2 separate regions of the Homo sapiens genome follow, and region 2 is linked to region 1. Evidence: chromatin loops called from intact Hi-C (ENCODE). Cell type or tissue: HepG2. All regions are shown on one strand. Each heading gives the region's core, and the rest is flanking DNA. Links, peaks and the distances in the headings are about the cores only.

Region 1 (8,356 bases), core at 3,545-6,044:
CACCAGTCAGGAGCCTAGCTGGCTTCACCCAGTGGATCCCGCACGGGGCCGCAGGTGAAGGCGCCTGCCAGTCCCGGGCGGTGTGCCGGCACTCCTCAGCCCTTGGGTGGTCTATGGGACCTGGTGCCATGGAGCAGGGGGCGGTGCTCGTTGGGGAGGCTCCTGCTGCAGAGGAGCCCACGGAGGGTCAGGGGAGGCTCAGGCATGGCGGGCTGCAGGTCCCGAGCCCTGCCCTGCGGGGAGGCAGCTAAGGCCTGGCGAGAAATGGAGCGCAGCGCCGGTGGGCCAGCACTGCTGGGGGACCTAGCACGCCCTCCTCAGCCGCTGGCCCGAGTGCTAAGCCCCTCATTGCCCAGGGCCAGCAGGGCTTGCCAGCCGCTCCGAGTGCCGGGCCCACCAAGCCCACACCCACCCGGAATTCGTGCTGGCCTGCAAGCACCACGCGCAGCCCCGATTCCCACCGGCGTCTCTCCCTCCACACCTCCCCGCAAGCTGAGGGAGCCGACTCCGGCCTCGGCCAGCCCAGGAAGGGGCTCCCACAGTGCAACGGTGGGCTGAAGGGCTCCTCAAGTGCCGCCAAAGTGGGAGCCCAGGCAGAGGAGGCCCGGAGAGCTAGTGAGGGTTGTGAGGGCTGCCAGCATGCTGTCACCCCTCAATGGGGGCTGCCAGCATGCTGTCACCCCTCAATGGGGGCCTGGCCTAAGGTGCCCTCTGTGCCCTGCAGGGCAGCTAGGATTGCCCCTGGGAGGACATAGGCTGGGGAAGATTATCTGACCCTCCCATGGGAGGAGCCACCGAGTGAGCAGCTCAGCAGGTGGCAGGGGGCCACATCGCCCCAGTTCTGCCCTTCTGCCGTCGTGGCTCTCAATGCCCGGGATCCCCATGGCCTAGCAAAAGTGAATGTGACACGGGGACCTTGGGCCCAGCTGAGATGCCCCCATTCCTCTGTTAGGTCTGCTACACACTGAGGGGAAATGCCATCCTCAGGCAGTGAGACAGGACCAGGCTGACGTGAGACCTGAGGGCCAAAGCCGAAGTGATCTGATGGCTGAGGACAGACAGCAGCGGCGGGTTAGGAGGGGCCGGAGGAAGTGCTTATGCTGTCAGGAGGAGGTGGGAGCCAGGTCCACAAGACTCACCAGGGAGGAGAAAGGCATCCAGTGCAGGGGGCTGCCCCGGCCCGCCCCCTGTGGCCCCAGTGCCGCTCAGAACTGCTGCTGCAAGGCTGCCTACCCTTTATAAGGAGTCTTCTAGAACTGCTTGCTGTTCCCCTTAAACCCAAGAATCCGCCTACCCCGGCCCCAGCACTCCCCACTACCTCCAGATGACACGCTGAGGCTACTTTCTCCTGCCCTCAGGAGGGGAAGGCTCTTGTGGGGAAGAGCCTGGGGTGCTCCAGGTCCTTGCATTGGAATCACTCAGTGCACCCCTCCTCCCGCCGCAAGACAGCCACTCTGCCAGGCCGGGGTGGATGCTGATGCTGTGGCCATGGGTCCTGTTCCTCAGTGTGTGGGGACAACAAAAGGGGAGGGAAGGGCTGAGAAGAATACTATTTTCAAGGAAGAAAAATGGATCACTCAGAAAATGTACTCTGTGATATGGGTACTGTTAGAGTTCATAGTCCCAGGGCCAAGTGGGTCCCTAGTTGGCAGGTGTATGGAACAAATTGTTTTGTTGGGGTTTTGAGGGGTAGCAGAGTCAGTGGGAAAAATTCTGTGCCATCCTTTTTTTTTTTTTTGAGATGGAGTCTCACTCTGTCATCCAAGCTGGAGTGCAGTGGTGCGATCTCGGCTCACTGCAACCTCCACCTCCTGGGTTCAAGCGGTTCTCCTGCCTCAGCCTCCTGAATAGCTGGGACTAGAGGCATATGCCACCATGTCCGGCTAATTTTTAAATTTTTAGTAGAGATGGGGTTTCACCATATTGGCCAGGCTGGTCTCAAACTCCTGACCTCGTGGTCTGCCCATCTTGGCCTCCCAAAGTGCTGGGATTACAGGCGTGAACCACCGCGCCCAGCCGCTATAACTTTTAACAATTCCCATATGTCCTTTATTCCACTAAGATGAGTGCAGTATATATTTCCATCTGTCCAAGGCTTCCTAAATGTAGCCAAGGCCAAGCCAACACCAGTCACATGATCAAAATCAAAGGGCATTTGGGGAATCCAGGCTGTGATTCAGGGAAGTTCCAAGTGTCTGATGAAGTGTTTGTTTTACATCTTTGTGTCCCTTGCAGGTCTAGCACTGTGCTATGTAGGTAACATGTGCTCCATTAAATGTGAATTAAACTAAGTTTTCTACAAACATTGTGTTTTGGTTCCAGGTGTTTGATTTTGAATTAACACAGCACGATATGGATAACATCCTCAGCCTAAACAGGAATCTCCGACTGGCCATGTTCCCCATGTAAATATGGCTCCTTCTTTTTAAAACAGAGGGAAGAATATACAGATTGAATGATTGGTGTCTGAATAGGTATTTATCATACACATTTTAGATTAATTAAACTTTCTCATTATAATTCTTTCCTGTTTGAAGATGAGCCACTGAATGAAGCTAATTTCATGCACTGGGGAGTTTAAAAGTATATACCATTTAAAATGTTTCTCTTAAAAAATAATCATTCTTTGTTCCTATTTTTGATTTGTTTTTCTGTTTTTCAGAACTAAAAATCACAAAGACTATCCTTTCCACATAGAATACTGAGGACGCTTCCCCTTCCTTGTTTCTGCTCAGCCCAGATGCACAGACACTATTGGCAATGTTGACCCTCCTCTGTCATCACAGCGCCAGGGCAGCTGTGCCTGGGACAGGAGCCACACAGTCAGAGGGGGATGTAAGAGCCACCTTCTCTGACAAATCTGGAGAATTGAGTGTGTTCTAAGTGAAGGCAATGGGGTTTCTCCAAGACAGCCTGTGTGGCCTCTACTCTGAACAAATACACTGATGAGTCATCAGTGAAATTTGCCTTCACATTTTAAGAAAACTTTATCTTATGGAGTTATTTAAGCCATCTACAGAGCTGAGGAAACAGTGTAATGTGTCTCTGCCCCATTGCGCAGCTCCACCCATTGTGCCCCAGGCCAGCCCGCGTCACCTACACTTCCTTCTGTGCCCTGCCAGTGACCCCCAGGTTATTCTAAAGCAGAGTCCTTCCCTTCCCCCAGTGAGAAGGAAAATGGGATAAGTCTGGGACACTGTTTCAGTTCAATAAAGAGGCTTTTTTCTTCCTTAAAAATCTGAATTTTAATTTCTTTTTTTTTTTTTTTTTGAGACAGAGTCTCACTATGTCACCCAGGCTGGAGTATAGTCAAGTGATCTCAGCTCACTGCAACCTCCGCCTCCTGGGCTTAAGTGATCCTCCTGCCTCAGCCCCCCAAGTAGCTGGTTAATTCCTAAATACTAGTTTTTAATACGGTCTTCTGATAAGTCAGATTATACCTGGGGAACCCCCATAGCGGAGATGAAATACAGCTCACTTTCTCACATCTGCTCATTCAGCCTGTTTAGATTCATGTATCAGAAGGAGGCCCTGCAGAGCATGGTGTTCACGCCCAGGCGTTGGTAGAGGGTGTGGGTTAATGGACTTCCTGTGGTCCAGACGCCATGATCCCTGTCTTTGCTGTCTGCTCAGTGAATCTGGCCTAGCTCCTGTGCCCTGGGATTCATACCGGATCTCCAGGGATATAACTTCTCAACTCACAGGCCCTTGGCTCCTATTCAAAATGAGTTAAGCCAGAAAGAAATTGATGTCTACTCCATGGTCTCTTCCCGCTTCTTGTGTCCCCCACATCAGCCTCCAAACAAGCCTCTCATTTCCTCCTCCCTCTGCATCAGGTTCAGGGAAGATATGGAGGTGTTGCCCAGTGGCTGAAGGGGACTGTTTGGGGACAGTTCCCCTCCACATCACTTCCCATTTTCACTCTATCACAAGCAGGCCAGCTGAGTCAGAGGTGTGGGTTCTGCAGATAAAAGTTGTGCTTTTCTAGCTCTGTGATCCTGAGCAGACTGCCTCACCTCCCAGCCTTCAGTGTCCTTGTCCACTCAGTGGAGGAATTGCAGCACCTCCCGGTTGTGGAGACAGCATCTGGCCCAAGTTATGTTCTAGGAAGAATGCATTGTTACTGCGACCAGTATCATTGCCATTGCCTCATTCCTCAGTTTCTCATCCACCTCCCTGCCCAGCCTTCCAGATGTGCAGGGATGTGTAGAAACCTTCTAGCTTGGCCTCAAGAGAGGACTTTGCTGCGGGTGTCACCAAAACGAAAAGACATGACTGGTGCAAGAGCTTCATGGGAGCCTCGCCCTAGTGGGGGTAGGATTGAGGGTGGGGTGTCATGGTTTGACCAAATTTCCAGGGAGAGTTTAATCAGAAGACTGTTTACAAAGGACTGAGGAAATGGGAGAGTCTCTTGACCTTCCTACGATCAGGCCCTGTCCACCACCATGGACCTTTAATTTTTCCATGTTCGTGACTCCTTATCATTCATTAGCTGTGTGACTTTGTGCAAATTACTTAACCTTTTAAACCTTTAAACTCTTTGTCACTGTCTACCTAGAGGTGTTAGGATTCAGTGGCATAGTGCCATGCAGCAGGTGACACAGTCATCTGCATGTAGCACTCTTGTGAACACATGCGTGTGTAGGTGTGTGACTTGTATTTTATCTCCCACAGAGTCAAAAATCTAACTGCTATTTTGTGAATTTTCCTTGTCACTTATACTTAAACCATTGTTCATTGACCTTAAAAGTAGAGAGTAGAATGGTGGTTACCAGAGGCTGGGGAGGGCAGGGGTGGATGGCTGATGAGGAGAGGTTGGTCAGCAAGGACACAGTTGCAGTTGGGAGGAATGAGTCTCAGCGCTCCATTGCACAGTAGCGTGAGTTGGTTAACAGTAATACGTCAGGTGTCTCACGATAGCTGGCCAATGAGGATCCACTACGTTATTTGCATTTCATGGATTTACTTCCAGCCGGCATGAAAACTGAGTGAAGCTGGCCACCAGGTGGCGCTGGGAAGCACTTAATGGTCCAGTGCATCTGCGGCTCTTAACAGGAGATGGCAGCCTTTTACTGTCTTTGATTTTAAGACCTCTTCAACTTTGTACAATCACAGTGAGGAAGGAAACAATGGATAGCAAAAATAGGCAAACACTGGGCAACTGCAAAGCTTAAAAAGTTTCACAGAAGTTACGCAGCCTCGTTCTTGAGCAGTATTTCCCAGTTCCCTTTTCAGATGGTAATTGATAACCCGGCCCCTCTTGTCTGTTCATTCTGAGTGGAGCTGACAAGCCCTCCCCTTCTTTGGTTCCCTGCTTTTCTCTAGGGAATGTGACTTCTGTGTAAGTTCTTCCCCACTCTGGGGCCTGGAGACCAAGGTCCACAGAGGAGGTGTAAACGTGTGCCCTTAAGGGACCCTCTGCGTCAAATGATTGTGGGCATCTCTCCTGACTTTAAGACTGGGAGATACTCAGATACTCGTTTCAGTAGCTGCTTCTCCTCATTGGCACTTTCGTATTTTATTTGAATGGAAAATCCAAGGATAAGTGGTAATCAAAGGCTTAAAAAGCTGGAAACAGATTCGGGAGGTGTGGATGGGCATCAAATGGGCATCAAGGAGCAAGAGACCTTGGGGAGGATGGCAGGGCCTCGCTGACTGATGGCAGTTTATGTTTGATTGTTTTGAGAAACTGCCAACTGTTTCCCAAAGTGCACAGGCTTACAGTCGCATCAGCAATGTGCGAGGTTCCGGTTTCTCCACACCCTCGCCAGCATTAGTTTTGGTCTGCCCCTGTTGTTGTTACAGCTGTTTTAGTGGGTGTTCAATGGTGTCTCATTGTGGATTTCATTACAATTCCTTACTGCCTAATGATCTGAGCATCTTTTCATGTGCTTATTGGCCATTTGTATGTCTTTGGTGAAATCCCCCATGGCATTCCTATGAGTTCACTGTGGGTGCCGCAGGGTGACTATGTGCACAATCTTGGAACTGTGCATTTAGACACTATTTATTAGTTCCCAACTTTAATCAATGATAAAATTCGCATTTTAGCACGTTTATTTCTCCATCTTTTCTCTTTCTTCCATTTCTCCTTTTCTTCACACAGACATCTAATATGCACCTTAAACTTTATGTGTCTAAAACAATGCTTCAAGCTCAACCCCAGCTCTCCAACAAGCTTTCTTTATTGTTATTCCTTAGTTATAAAGATGAGGGAGACTTGGTCTTGCCCTTAAACACCCAAGTTGAAATGGGAGAGGCACGCATGTGGAGGCGATCACAGAACAGTGACATGTGATGCGACCAGCTCTGGCTGGGTTTGGGCACATTTTCATTTTATATCATGAAATTGATCAAGACCCTGTGTCTTCATTGTGTTCCTTTTTCTTGTTATGCAGCATATTTTCACAGGACTGAATTCTTTTACGTATCCATACACTGGGGCAAATCAACTATCCAGACCTAGGTTAGCAACATTAGATGATGTGACATCCACCATACTGTGGTCATTGTCACTCCCGGTTGGATTCTGCTCTGGGCAGAGAGGGCTAATGGGCGTGACTCTAGGCCCAGTTTCCATAGCCTGGCAGTCCTCACTAGGAGGCTAGAGCTGGACTGGAAGCCTGTCTTCACCAACTGGTTTCTGGTACTTTGAACACATGGAGAACAAGGAAAACTACAATTTTTAATGTGCACTTCTGTCACGTATCGCCTCTGCCACTTAGAATTATATCCATGCTCCAACACCAATCCCTCCCTAACATTAGCTAGTACTAACTCGATGCTTTCTGTGTGCCAGGTACTATTCTATAAGTATGTTACAGGTTTTAACTGAATCTTCACAGAAAGGTAGGATTTACCATTATTTCTGTTTTATAAATGAAATAACCAAGGAATAGAGAAGTTAAGTAAATTACCCGCAAATACCCAGCTAGTAAAGTGATGTAAGTAGAATTTGACTCGGGAAATCTGGCTTCAGAGGCTGGGCTTTTAATTACATACCATGTGGGAAACAGTTAACTAGGTACTCTTTCTCTTGGAATTAATCTTTTTAAACTATGTAAATAAGAGGGTGAGACTTTTGGTGTTGATTCCCGAGAAGATAGGACACATTCCACCCCACAGGACTGGCATGTGGCCCAGTGACAGTGCCAGACCCTTTGAACACACAGCTCCGTTCCATGTGACGCCAGTGGAAAATCAAACATTTCTTGGCAGTATTGACGAGTATTTGGATGAAAGAAACAGAAGAGCTCATTAAACCTGCAAAACTCTATTCCAATGGTGACCAGCATTACTTCACCTGGGAAATCATTGAAAAACAATTACTGTGAGACTGGATTGGTGAGTCACACGAGTTCAAGCCATTATATGCTTAATTTACTTCCAGCCCTGATTTTAAACAGAGGCGGTATATTTAAATCAGAAGGAGATACGGAAACAGCAATTTCTTGGCTAGAAAAATCAGCATCTCTAGGGGGAAGTGGAAAATTCTCAAAGAGCTGAAGAGCATGAAAAAGGCTCCTTCTCTTGTCAAGATAGATCACGGCCCTCATTAGTGAAGAAGATTCTGCAGGCACAAAGGGCCCTGAACAAATGCTGGGCAACAACAGAAACTGTGGTGCGATTAATTCTTGTAAAATAATAAGACAGAAATAGCTCCATCAATGGAAGGAGAATACCGTTAGCTAGAGACTACCCAAAGGAAGAGAATCTCTGAAATTAAGTTAGATTAAGTGGGATTGAGTTGTGACAGCTGCAGGGACAGACCTTCACCACTGTGCCACCCCACCTGGTGTCTAATGAATTTACGCTGAAGCAGGTTAGGACAGTTTGCAAGCAGAAAATACAACAGAGATGGATTGGCAAGGTCTGCTGGAATTGCTGCTGCTTTTTTATTTTCATTTTATTTTGTTGTTTTTGTTCTAAAAATATTTTATTCTTTTTTTTGGCTTACACGGCAGAAATCCATTTTCTCACAGTTTTAGAGGCTAGAAGTCTAGGGTCAAGGTGTTAACAGATTTGGTTTCTTCTGAGGCCTCTCTCCAGGACTTTTCCTTCTGTGTCCTCACATGGTCTTCCTTCTGTGTGTGTCTGTGACCTTGAGGGATATTTTAAAGCTGAAGAGATAAAAGAGGTTGTGGGGCTATGTCTTAAGACAAAAGAACATTTAGGAAACCTCAGGAAATGATCAGAGTGGGATAGATGTTACTAGAAGAAACAAAGAAATTGAATTCAATTAGGAGTTAGAATCATTTACAAAGCAATGGGGAAAGTAAGCCCCTAAAAACTATTGTAGCATATAGTAACCAGAGCCAAACTCTCATAATATATTCCCCAAGGCAAAAGAAAAATA
Region 2 (7,455 bases), core at 2,184-4,683, 120 kb after region 1:
AAAGGGACATTTTGAAGACCATTGACAGGAGTGGTTTACTTTGTAATATAAATTGACATGGAGAGGAAGTAAAGATGAGGATACCACTAAAGCTCCAGCTTTGGTAAGCCTTTGAGTACTCATACAGCAAAGAAATGATCAAGGATGGTATGAGGAGAGGGCTGTGAGACCCAGTATCTAGTTCCTTGTAATTCTATGGGAAAAAGAAAGCCTCTGAAATACTTTCCAGATAGGAAAACAGTTTGCTTTGTTTCTGTTTTTGTCATTTAAAAGATATACTTTCAAATCTGTATCCAAATTTGTTACGTAAGTCAATAATTGTAAATTTCACTGCAATCATATGTTTCCTAAAAGAGTTGCCTTGAACTTATGGAACTGAACCCCATTTTGCTAATCACTTACTCCTTGCAGTCTATTTCTTATACAAATCAATATCCTTAGAGTATACATTTTTACACCTACTATTTAGTTCTGTCATGCCGACAGAATGGCTAATGGCTGTGTAGAAAAGACTTGACATAATAGACTGCTATCCATAGACAGGCCTGTTTCCCATATAAACCTGCTGGTATCTGATAAGGTGGATTTCTCACTATTTCCTAACTGATAAGAATGGTGGCTGTAAGTAACTGCTTGTGCAAACTGCGGAGTTTCTGTGCACCTGCTTTCCTTTTGGAGACTTTTGGAAGTTTTGTGCCTGCGAAGCAGAGTGAGTCAATGTAACCAGTCCCAGACAAAATCTTAGTAATGGAGTATGTAGAGAGCATCTCTTGTAGACAACAGTTCACATACATTGACAAAATATGATTCCGGGTAAAGTCAGTGCATTCTGTGCAATATGGTGGGAGAGGAATCACAGGAGCTTACACTGTATTCCTTCATATTTCCTTCCATGTGGCTATTTCCTCGTGTTAATTTCTTTTTTTGTTTGTTTGGTTTTTGTTTTGTTTTTCTGAGATGGAGTCTCGCTTTGTCGTCCAGGCTGGAGTGCAGTGGTGCGACCTCAGCTCACTGCAAGCTCCGCCTCCTGGGTTCACGTCATTCTCCTGCCCCAGCCTCCCCAGTAGCTGGGACTACAGGCGCCTGCCACCATGCCCGGCTAATTTTTTCTATTTTTAGTAGAGATGGAGTTGTTAACCAGGATGGCCTTGATCTCCTGATCTCATGATCCGCCCAGCTCGGCCTCCCAAAGTGCTGGGATTACAGGTGTGAGCCGCCACGCCTGGCCATTCCTTGTGTTAATTTTACCATACTAAAAATAATTAAGATTATATCTATAACTATAGGTTGCATCCTGTTAATTTTTCCAAAAAATGACTGAACCTGAAATTGTTTTGGGGACACTTCCAAACTAGTGGTCAAGCAGTGATTTTTCTGGGACTGCAGAAGTTCCTGCTGTGCCCAACCTTTATTACTAACTGGGAAAGACCCAGGGAGACTGGGATGGGCTCATGATTCTACATACAGAACTCATCCAAGAAAGGAGGAAAAGCTGATTTTTGTGAACGTCGCTACTTGTGCCTGAACTAACTCTCAGGCACATTAGTCAGAAAATACTACCTATGGTTACTCCCCCAGGTTCCTAAAAGTAAAGCTTTAGAGGCCACCAAATTGGCAATTGAAGCTGGCTTCCGCCATATTGATTCTGCTCATTTATACAATAATGAGGAGCAGGTTGGACTGGCCATCCGAAGCAAGATTGCAGATGGCAGTGTGAAGAGAGAAGACATATTCTACACTTCAAAGGTACTGTGCCTATGATGAGCTTGTGTGCACATGTATTTATTGTGATTGTGTGGAGGTGGCAGTTCTATGACTGGATCCATAGTATAGGGTGAATTGTGCTTATTTATTACGATTTATTCACACTTACTCATGTATTAAAACTAATATCAAAGGCAGGAAGTGAAGATGGCTTTCTCATCTTTGCAGTGTTCCAATTCATGCCTTCAAAGTGCCTTTACTTTTTGAGCTCAGCACAGATCAATATGGTTTAACATAGACTATAGAATCAGAAAAAATCCTAATCATATTATATTATTTCTTACCTCCTGGGTGAGTTTCTTACACTTGTTATGATTCTCAGTTTCCATTATTATGTTGATCATAGAGAGAGAAAGCAATATAAGCAAGCTCTGTGAGTATTAAAGAATAACGCCTACATTATCTCAAATTGTGTCCAGCCCAAGTTGACATATTAAAAACTCTGTTTGCTTCCTCAGTTTCTAAACCACAAAGATACTTAATCTTGCCCATTGGGCTGAATAGATGAAATAATTACACTACTAACATGAGTTGTAAAACTTACCAAAGATAATTCAGATAATGGGTATGCTTATGATTTGATAACAACTTTTACCTTTTGAGTAATTTCACTCTTTCATTCAATATATGTACTAACTATATATCCAACATATTATAAAGTTCATCATGATATGGCAGAACAAAAGGCATCACAAGAAGAGAGAGAATAATTTTGCCTGTGGTCATTAGTTTTGAAGTAGTAGAAAATGTCTAAATATTAGGTGGAGCAAACTAGTAAAATTGGCTCAAGTTTTCATTACACAACTTCCTTTCTCTAACCTCTGCAGCTTTGGTGCAATTCCCATCGACCAGAGTTGGTCCGACCAGCCTTGGAAAGGTCACTGAAAAATCTTCAATTGGATTATGTTGACCTCTACCTTATTCATTTTCCAGTGTCTGTAAAGGTAGGCAGCTTGTGTGATCAAATTAATTTCACTTTTGTTCTCAGCATAAATATTGTTTTTATGGATATTTGAACTAAGCATTTTCTTAGGAGGACATAGGGATTATAACATAGAAGAAGAATCCTAAATCTAACTCCTAATTCCTTTCTATGGGATACATTTTGAATCCATACTTCCGTGATTGCATGTCTATAAGAAAAGAAAGTGCAGAACTCTCAAAGCCTCTGCCTCAAAAACTTGAGGAAATGATAGTCATCTCCTTGAAGGCACAAGGTCTTAGTTATGATTCCTGATTTCACCTCTTGGGATGTTCACAGACACAGAGTTTCATGAAGCTGTGGTGTCCAGAAAACCTGCTGCACATAGGGTGCACAATGAGTTTCCATCTTCTTGCCTCTTTTTAAGGGGCGAGAACTCAGTCCGGGAGTGTCTTAAACTACAGACCTTCATGGGAAACCTTGTTGCTTCTGCTTCCTCTCTTTTCACACTGGAGGTTTTATTTTTGCTTAGCCATGAATTCTTGGGTCATTCATAACTTTTGTCTTAAGGTACTGAAAACTAGTCAGGCTAGTTAATGCAAAAGGGTATATTAGATATGATAATGGGAAATCAAAGCCAGGGCTACATTAAGAATTTGATAAAAACTCTAAAAATATATCCTTTCTCCACCCTTATCTCTGCTTTATTACAAAAGGCTTTTTAAGTATTTGTTCCAACCTTTTTCGTTGGTGGCATTTATGGCTTTGGAGCACTGTCAGGCCCATGTTCATTACCGTGAGCTCCTGTGCATCTCCTAATTTCCAAACTAGCCTTGAAAACACCTCCATTGACCATGATTGGTTCATGGTCCTGTGCATGGAACATCATATGTTCAGGGAGATAAAGAACTCTGATAGTGGCACCTGGGTAAAAAGTACAATCCATTATATCTGGATATCAAGATCTTTTGCAGTTGAAGAGAGGTATTGCCACAGAGAAAATTATAGGAGCAGAAGAAAGTCAATGAAAGTCAATGATGACACTCCATTAGGAACCAGAAAGAGGTATTTATTTATACATGTAATAGTTGTAAGAGATTAGAGGGAGCCTGTCACCTGAAGACATTCCTTATACCTTCATATGTAGTACACTCTGTACATACCACTCTCTGGAGCACTGCATCACCTACCTCATGGAGGATTAGTGTCCTTAAATGTACCTCAGAGCATGGCTATGTGTGGAGAAATTGACTTGTGACATCACTAAACTGACTGCTTCTACTTCAGCCAGGTGAGGAAGTGATCCCAAAAGATGAAAATGGAAAAATACTATTTGACACAGTGGATCTCTGTGCCACATGGGAGGTGAGTGTTTGGAGGTGAGAGAACGGATAAGAAAGATGAGGTAGGATACATCTGTTTCCTATCTTCTTAGTACAAGTATGGAAAATGCACCATTGGATCAAAAACTTAGGAACTTTACAAAGGTAGTTTTTGTGAGCAGTGAGGAAAAAGAAATGACAGGCATACAAAAGAGAGAAGTGGAGGAGAAGAATTGGGGGTAAGGAGGACTGGGATTTATTTCCTTGCCTTTTCACTAATCTCTCCAGTTTCCCAAGGAGGAAACAGAAATACTTACTCTTGCAATCACTATCTTCTTCCCCAATTTTCTGTTTTATTTTTTCCCTTTTAAGAACCACGGCTAGCTAGTTTTATTGTCATATCTAGACAGTTGTTACTTTCACAGTTCTGTGTCACATTTATCTTGATCTTCCACACCTCACAATTCCTTTTTCCCAGGCCGTGGAGAAGTGTAAAGATGCAGGATTGGCCAAGTCCATCGGGGTGTCCAACTTCAACCGCAGGCAGCTGGAGATGATCCTCAACAAGCCAGGGCTCAAGTACAAGCCTGTCTGCAACCAGGTGAGCACCCTCAGCCTCCTCTCCTTTCTGTTCTTCATGCCCCTCTTTCTGTCCTATTGCCAAGTATCCATTCATTTAGTCCCACTTATCTTTGTAAAAGAGAAGATTCTAGAGAGCAAAGACTCTGTCTCGAAGGGCATAGAGGGATCTTACTTGTACCCGGCTTAGAAAAGTCTTAGAAAAGGTGTTGTAACTTTGATGCTGAATTGTGTGTTATATTTATGGGAGGTCAATTCAATCAAGGAGGCCAAGGATTGTCAATTAGACTCAGGGAAAGGTGGACTTACCCCTAAGCTATGAAAGATGACCAGAGAATGGATGGGTGAAGGTGATTTGGAGGGAACTGTGCATAGATATGAAGCCGTGAAGAGATGGAATGAACAGTACATAAGGAGAGAGTGAGAGCAAGAGAAGAGAAATACTAGGGATTCACATGGGCTTCGGATGTCTCAGTGCCTCTTGGTGTCTCTGCTTTCACACTTCTTGACCAAGGGCATAGATACACTAAAAATTATCTGCAGACAATGAAGGTCATCCATGGTAGAAAGAGAAAATAACCTGTTTATGGGAGATATCTGTTCACAGTGGATGAAATCCACACTGAGGAAGGTTCAGCAGAACATGGAGCTGACCTATGACTGCCCCCGCTCCTAGTTGGCTGCTCTTCTTTGGAGTCTGTCATGCAATCAGCTGCTTAAACACATCTATTCTCTATGTGTTCCTTTTGTAGCCTAGAGATAATTCCATCTTTTCCTTGAGTCCTGACTGGTGATTCCAGGCCTCCTTGATCAAATTGACTGTCCCCAAATGTTACACACATTTCAGCATTAAAGTTACTACACTTTTCCCAGTAAATTACATTTTTTTGTTTTATTTTATGTTTTAAAACTTAGAGTCAATCAGTGAAGATCTACAGTGGAAATACATATGTATAAAATTAGTGAATTTGGTATAATGATACGGTGCTGTGATAATTTAATAAAAGCATTGAGAAATTAATGTGGTTTTAATACTAGTAGTTCCCCAATTTTTTAATATGGCCATTTTCACACTTTCCAAAAATTTGATAAAAATAATACTGGAGACCCATGTTACCATTTATATTCAAAATTACTAACATTTTGCAATGTTATATGGAGTATATCTGCATAAATACATATAATGTTTCTAGAACCTCTTCAAGGTAAATTGTAAAGATGACAATTGACCCCTAGAGACCTCTCAAAGCATGTCACAGGAATGAAGATATTCTCCCAGTTCCAGTGTCATTACTGTATCTAAGAACATCATCTATAGTGCCCTCATGTCATTTGGTATCCAGTCCATATTTGAATTTTTCCTTGCTTAATCAAAATATCTTTTGTAGCTCTTCTTTTTTTAACCAGAATTCAATTGTTTTTATATTGTTGTATTTTGATATCAGTTAACTTGTTTTTCCCAGTTGTTGAAGGTTTCTGTAAATTAGAAGTTAGATGAGAGTGTTTTATTACATTGACTTAAACCTTTGGGGCAAGAAAATATTTTTATCATGCTGTGTTTTTCAAATTGCACCACACTAGACTGCATACAATCACAGAATGCCCCACTAGTGGTGAAGGTAGTTTTAAAAACTTGGTTAAGCTCCAACAATGATAGACTGGATTAAGAAAATGTGGCACATATACACCATGGAATACTATGCAGCCATAAAAAATGATGAGTTCATATCCTTTGTAGGGACATGGATGAAACTGGAAATCATCATTGTCAGTAAACTATCGCAAGAACAAAAAACCAAACACCGCATATTCTCACTCATAGGTGGGAATTGAACAATGAGATCACATGGATACAGGAAGGGGAATATCACACTCTGGGGACTGTTGTGGGGTGGGGGGAGGGGGGAGGGATAGCACTGGGAGATATACCTAATGCTAGATGACGAGTTAGTAGGTGCAGCGTACCAACATGGCACATGTATACATATGTAACTAACCTGCACAATGTGCACATGTACCCTCGAACTTAAAGTATAATAAAAAAAAAAAAACTTGGTTAAGCTAACAGTGGTCAGATCTGTTGTTTTTAACTCATGTTTTCTCTTTAACAATTACTAGTAATCTGCTGGGGGATAATTCTCAACAGAAGAAGTCATATTCCCATGACAAATTTTCACATATGATTGAGTATACATCAGTGATTTGAACTTTTTTCTACTGCATTTCTGTTTTCTTCTTTGTTATTTCTTATTTGTTATTTCCTTGGGGTTTTTACATAATCATTTACAATTTTAACCACTTGTTTAACTATTCTTACCTGACATTTAATTAAAAATGATTTCTCACCAAGTAAAAATAATAAACTACTATTCCTCTAAGTGAGGGTAAAGGTGAACTTCTTCCTTCAATTAGCAATGTACTGTGAACGTAATTACTGTAATGACCACCATCAGAGTAGACAAAGATTGTTGTTCTTTTTCTCATTGTCGCACTAATTACTACAGACTCACGGATTCTTGTGTTATGATTTTTAATTTATTTTACTCATTTTTTAATGCTCACATCTACTCAGCATATATATATTATATATATATATATATAAAATATATATGAAAGAAGAATGTGATCAAAGACTCATGAGGGCAAGTGTAAAAGACAAAAGCACTTGTTTCATAGGGAACCCACTGGTGACATTTGAGATATCAACATACAAATCCATCATACAAAAAGGAAAAGTAATGAAAGACTGTGAAAATTATCAGTATTTATGTGTGTATGTATATTTTCTAGTTCATCTATATAGATATATATCATAGATGGCATATATGATATATATATTATATGTCAGATCAATTAGAAAACATACAT

Evidence for each region. Hi-C counts contacts between places; a loop is a spot of excess contacts. Peaks named below come from ENCODE experiments on the same cell type or tissue, not always from the same donor. Only the 100,000 strongest peaks of a DNase experiment are listed, where the experiment ranks them.
Region 2: it touches region 1 in a loop (5-fold over the local background); 5 of 110 quality-filtered maps call a loop at or near these places.

The regions. Positions count from the first base shown.
Region 1 is chr10:4,844,826-4,853,181 of GRCh38, forward strand. AKR1E2 (aldo-keto reductase family 1 member E2) reads left to right here. Exons shown (of 10, transcript NM_001040177.3): 9 at 2,323-2,405; 10 at 2,663-3,237. The coding sequence ends at 2,705. Among named protein-coding and RNA genes, the nearest start is that of AKR1E2, 23 kb to the left of the region's middle. RefSeq lists an enhancer at 4,872-5,166. In HepG2, for the core only: a CTCF peak has its summit at 5,036 (motif pointing right); a DNase peak (open chromatin) is centred at 5,026.
Region 2 is chr10:4,964,336-4,971,790 of GRCh38, forward strand. It overlaps AKR1C1 (aldo-keto reductase family 1 member C1), which reads left to right. Exons shown (of 9, transcript NM_001353.6): 2 at 1,579-1,746; 3 at 2,592-2,708; 4 at 3,974-4,051; 5 at 4,487-4,609. LOC124902365 (a long non-coding RNA gene) reads right to left here. Exons shown (of 3, transcript XR_007062038.1): 3 at 5,478-6,063. Among named protein-coding and RNA genes, the nearest start is that of AKR1C1, 4.6 kb to the left of the region's middle. In HepG2, for the core only: no CTCF peak of the experiment used is centred there; no DNase peak of the experiment used is centred there; H3K4me3 peaks cover 558 bases.